Regions from separate parts of the Homo sapiens genome. Here region 2 is linked to region 1. Evidence: chromatin loops called from intact Hi-C (ENCODE). Cell type or tissue: PC-3. All regions are shown on one strand. Links, peaks and the distances in the headings refer to the core of each region. The heading gives the core; the rest is flanking DNA.

Region 1 (2,934 bases), core at 141-2,640:
TGGTATGCTGTAATAGGTAGTCTTTGATCCAAGGAAACCCACAATTGAATTAGCAGAGATGATTTCTTTTTTGCTTTCTTCTCTTTCTCATGCCCTTGCTAGATCTGTATCTCAGAAAACTGTATCCCTAGTGACATATGAGGAATCATTCTATTTGCAATGTCTGCAGCATCTCTGACTCAGTAAGTGACTATTAGCAAGGGAAAGTAACAAAGCTAGACAGTTCAAGAGAATAAAACTTGTCATGGCTCTATGGTAATAGTCTTTCATTAGTCCAGGGTGGAGAATAGAACAAAATGATCGTAATAACCAAGCGATAAATCAGATTATGGTAAGGATCCCTCTCTACCACACTGACATTTAGATTTAAATTTTGCTTAATTGAACTCTAGCCTTAAATGGCCTAGGAGGCTAGTGTTATATGGAAGACATTTATAACAAACCTCCCAGCTTAGAACTTTTGGTCTAAGTTATCTGTTGGCTCTGACTTTCTGCTGCTATCAAGCTTCCAGAGAAAAAAAAGGGACCAGGAAGCCATCCAAGAAGCCATAAGCAAATGTGACTTAAAATGATGGGTTATAAATGGCAGCTTTCTAGGTGTTCTGCAAGCTCCATATGAATACAAATTATACCTAAACTTTTCTTGGGTAGCCGTCCCCCAACATTTTAATTTAATTTTTATGCTTTGGCTTCATCTTATTTTCAAAAGGATTTAAAGTGACTTCTAAGATAAATAAAACATTTTAAATTGATATAAACTAGGAATAGGTAAAAATGAACAGAAAGAAGTATTTGTACATTAAGTGAGTTAGGAATGAGTCTAACTCAAAACTGAACATCAGATGGTCTTATGAATAGACACAACATACGTTCTAAGTTTATAACAAGGGAAGGAAAAAGGGATACCTGATGGGTTAGTTATATCTGATCAGTCAGTGTGTCCATATGCTCATGACAATTATTTAGAAGAAACAAAAGGAAAAGCATCTGCAGGATCCTCATGTTGGAAAAATCCCTCAGCCTTTGGCACAGAGTTAGATAAATAGTAGGCACTTGAAATAGGCTTACTAGTTAATAGGACAATGACTACTATCTGAAATTATAATTATAAAAAAGAAATGTTTCAAAATGGAAAGAAATTAAAATCAAGGAAGTTAATGCTCTTGTAGTATATTTAAGTACTAAAATGTTTCAGAGCACTGTACCAAATTTCCGGGGAGGGAGAAAGTACGAGCTCCATCAACCTAATGGGAGAAATAACATAAATCTCTTACCACGAGATGTAAGATAAATGTTAATTTCTATAATGACAAATACAGTACTGTTATATGAAAAGCTCATTGACCTGAGGGCACTACTAAGAAAATGTTTCTCTATTTTTTTTTTAAATGTTTTTACAGTATTTTAATAGTTTGAATTCCTAGTCGGGGGGAAATTATCATCTACCCATTTCCAGCAGGGGGCAGAATTACCATAGAGGAGGTAGATGGTATAAAAATATCAGGAAACAAGAAACAAAATCAAGCAGAAAAGTAAAAAAAATAGTTTGTATTTCTTGGACTCTTTCCAAGTTGACAAATATTTATCAATTTTTAAAAGTAACAAAAAGTTCTTCATGAAATATTTAGCTATTGCTACACTATTGTTTACTACCAAAGGCAATTTCTTTCAGCTACACAGTAGGAAGGTTGATTTTTGTGCAATGCTTTACAGCGTCAAGTTCTTACTGTTCCTATATGTCAAGGAGAGCAGTTGAAGCTTTACAATGATTTCTACAAGAAAATGATCCCATGTATGCTTGCTTTCTCATACTGAAGACATCTTAAGCTTTGTTGAAAAGTTCTTATCTTTCTAATTATACCTTCAATCAATGAAATAGAAAATGAAATAGAAAGTTGCAGCCAGTGGAGTGCTGGTAAATGTTTAACAACTGGGTCTCAAAACAAAACAAAATAAAACAAACAAAACAAAACAAAACAAAAGAGGGTGCGTGTGTGTATGTGTGTACATCATCTTGTAATAACTTTTGAGTATATAAGAATGTGTAAGCTTTTGTTGATTTTTCCTAACTCTTGTAATCATAGCCAACCCATAGCTGCAATTGACAAATACATGTGGTTCTGATGTGAATATTGGCTGCGATTTTTCTTTCCTTTTTTATTTTTTTTAACCCATTAAGATAAAAGTGGCCCTAACACGGTGGTTCACGCCTGTAATCCCAGCACTTTGGGAGGTGAAGGCAGGCAGATTGCTTGAGGCCAGGAATTTGACACGAGTGCGGCAACATAGCGAGACTCCATCTCTCCAAAAAAAAAAAAAAAATACAAAGAAAATTAGTTAGGTGTAGTGAAGGGTGCCTCTAGTCCCAGCTACTTGGGAGGCTGAGGTGAGAGGATTACTTGAACCCAGGAGGCGGCGGTTGCAGTAAACCGTGATCACACCACTGCACTCTACCCTGGGCAACAGAGTGAGACTGTCTCAAAACAACAAGTAAAAATTTTAAAAAGATAAACGTGAAACAGCAAGACCAATGTCAGAACTTTCCTCCTTCATCTATTATGTGAGTGATGTATATGCTGAATCAGGTAACAGTTTTTAAGTGTTAGAAAACTATTTTCTCAATTTTTTGTGCTGCACAGTATAATGTCTCCAGACATGACTCACTTTTAAGTTTAATCTGCATTATTAATGTTTCCTGTATCACTTTCTTAAATAAAGACAATAAACAAAACAATTAATCAAGCCCTGATTTATAGCATTTGCCTGCTCTGTGGGTTAAGTGATATGAATACTCTCACCATGACCCATTTCAAACTACTAATGCAGTATCACTGAACAGAGTTGAGAAGAGATGCTCAATAGCTCATGATTATGTATTATTGCTACCATATAGATTCAGTAAGGAAAATTACCTAGACAACATAGGTGATACTA
Region 2 (2,934 bases), core at 171-2,670, 180 kb after region 1:
CATGCAATAATGTTTACCCTATTGCAAACCTACTGGAGATACATTATACTAGTGATATTGTAACTCTTGTACACTTAGAGAAGGATGACAAGGAATCCCTCGCACTCTTCCTTTCCAACTTGGACCTGGCAGAATTGTTCCCGCAAAGAAGGGTGGAGAGAAGAAAAAGGGCCGTTCTGTCATCAACGAGGTGGTGACCCGAGAATACACCAACAACATTCACAAGCCCCATCCATGGAGTGGGCTTCAAGAAGAGTCCCCCTCGGGCACTCAAAGCGATTCAGAAATTTGCCATGAAGGAAATGGGAACTCCAGATGTGCACATTGATACCAGGCTCAACACAGCTGTCTGGGCCAAAGGAATAAGGAAAGTCCCAAACCGAATCCGTGTTTGGTTGTCCAGGAAATGTAATGAGGATGAAGATTCACCAAATAAGCTCTATACTTTGGTTACCCATGTACCTGTTAACCACTTTCAAAAATCTACAGAGAGTCAATGTGGAGGAGAACTAATCGCTGACCGTCAAATACCTCAAATAAAGTTATAAAATTGCAAAAAAAAAAAAAAAGACAAGAAGGAATAAGTAAAGCATTTTTAAAGAATTCTTTAAATTTGACGACAGTAGTCTAAAGACTCAAAGTGAAATTTACCAGGTTAAAGTCTTGGATCATTTTCCCATAAAAAATCCCTACCACTTCTGTTGATGAGAGTTGAATTGCGAGTCATAGAAACCTGTGCATCTCTGTCACTTCTTCGTATTCTGCTTCCTACCAAGTAGAATCATAGCTTGTTTCTCATATACTGCAACCTGCTCCCCCCAAGATGTGACTCAAGGGAAAAAAGCATTCATCATATAAGGCAGCATCTATTAAGCACATTTTGCTGTGCTAGACCCTAGGCTAGGTGCTTTCATGCCCTGTCTTACTAAGTCCTTATGGTAAAAGTCCATCCATCTTTACAGATAATCCAAAGAACCTTCAGAAGGATTATTTGCTAGGTATATGTAAGTATAAAAGTATTAAACCATAGAGTTGCAGAGAAAATCTTCTAACTCCTGTAGCTGCAGCCATAGTGTGTCTAATCTATCATCATCAATATTCTGACCCCAAGAGATATCAAACAGAGTTATTATCACCTTACGTAGGCTAGAGAGAAAAGTCTGATCAAAAGCCTTCATATTGAAAATCCTTTCCTGATTCCTTGATTGGCCTTTTGCCCTTCAAGTAGGAGAGGAAGTGCTTATGAGTTTCATTCACAGAAGAAAAAAACCACTTACTTTGAAATTTACTGGCAACTCTTCAAAATGTATGCTGATGTCCTAAAGGCTTTGTTCTTAACTTGAAACACTGGGTAACAAAAGTACTATTTCCCTTCTTCTCTTTATTTTTCCTTTCCCAACTTCCTTTATTTATTTCCCTCTCTTTTTCTTCTCCACTCCACCTCTGTATGAGTGTGTGCAAGTGTGTGCCTGTGGATATTCATTTGAGTTTATAGAATTGACTATACAGGTATTTTAGTCTAATGCAAGCATGAAATCAGAGGGGCAAATTGTAAAGAAGGAAACATGTATGCCTGGTGCCATCACCTCGTCTCATAGTACCTCATATTACCTACTCTTTCCTCCCAGTGTTGCACCTGCCTGATGAGCAATGCCTTTGTCATGCTTCCTTGGCTGACCTTGCTTCCAACCTATTGTTCATTTGACAATTTGTTACTTAATTCACACTGTGTGCCAGTCTTGTGCTGGATGGCCATTTTTCAGAAACTATTCTATGCTCCGCATTCTTGAGTCTCTAGGTATGTTCAACCACATACACTCATCAAGCTTTTTGGAGAAGGGGAGAGTTTGGTGGTCAAATAAGTTTGGAATTAAATCTAGGAACTGAACCCAATCTGATTTCTAGTTCAAAACAAAACAGAAACAGCTATCAAAGACATTCCTGTCACAATTTGGGAAATTTCAATATAAACTGGGTATTATATCATATTAGGAATTACTGTTTTGCTTTTATGTTATTGTAATATAGTTATATGGAAAAATGGCCTTATTCTCAGGAGATATATGCTATGTTCAAGAGTGAAGTATTTCACGTGTCATGATGCCTGAAACTTATTTTCAAATGGTTTCAATAATTGTAAATAAATTTATCTGTAATATTAAAACTAATATACTGATATAAAAATATACAGTTCTGCAAAAAATGCTTATATTTATATATTATATATACATTTGTTACCTACTGTATGTTCATATAGTAAAAGTATGTGTTTATTATCATTTACTACTATAAAACAACTATATATGTTTATCACTTATAAATCAATATGTATATTATATTGTTACATATATGAATATATTTATACATAATGCATATGCCTATATATTATATATGTGTATATTATATATAATAAACACAAATATATAAATATATAATATATAAGGTAGTAATTTTTACTGAATATATATATTGTATATATAAATATATTAATAAATACATAATATAAACACAAACCATTGCTGTGAATATTAAGTAAATACATTTTTATTTTCTGAAGTATGTTTACCTATTTTGACTAACCTTGGGCACATAGCATTTTGGAGTACTGGGAAATTAATTTGGATAGCATGAGGAAGAGAATGAAGTTAATTAATGAGAAATTCTGTTCACGGGTAATCAAGAGTTGACTTTCAAGGACAGAAAATGTCCTTATGCACTAGACTTTCTGAAGTAGGAAAGACCAATTTGTGAGGGAGGAAGAGGGGGATGCTGTTCCTAGACCAATTTGGGGACTTCTAGACCTCTGCAGGAAGTACCTCACTCCTCACCGCACCCCTTAAACTACTGCTTACAGGGATTGCACTGCTAATTGCAGAGTGGTAAGGGTTGGGATACATGATGAAAAGGTTTGTTTTTGGAAAGAAACTCCCCTGT

Evidence for each region. A loop is a pair of places that touch in the nucleus more often than their neighbours do. Peaks named below come from ENCODE experiments on the same cell type or tissue, not always from the same donor. Only the 100,000 strongest peaks of a DNase experiment are listed, where the experiment ranks them.
Region 2: it touches region 1 in a loop (2.0-fold over the local background); 1 of 110 quality-filtered maps calls a loop at or near these places.

The regions. Positions count from the first base shown.
Region 1 is chr10:52,565,695-52,568,628 of GRCh38, reverse strand. All of the region lies in intron 1 of LOC124902426 (a long non-coding RNA gene), which reads right to left. All of the region lies in intron 1 of LOC105378305 (a long non-coding RNA gene), which reads left to right. Among named protein-coding and RNA genes, the nearest start is that of LNCAROD, 97 kb to the right of the region's middle. In PC-3, for the core only: a CTCF peak has its summit at 1,440 (motif pointing right); DNase peaks (open chromatin) are centred at 168 and 1,478; H3K4me3 peaks cover 736 bases; H3K27ac peaks cover 1,633 bases.
Region 2 is chr10:52,386,685-52,389,618 of GRCh38, reverse strand. It overlaps the pseudogene RPL31P44. Among named protein-coding and RNA genes, the nearest start is that of DKK1, 74 kb to the right of the region's middle. In PC-3, for the core only: no CTCF peak of the experiment used is centred there; a DNase peak (open chromatin) is centred at 1,668.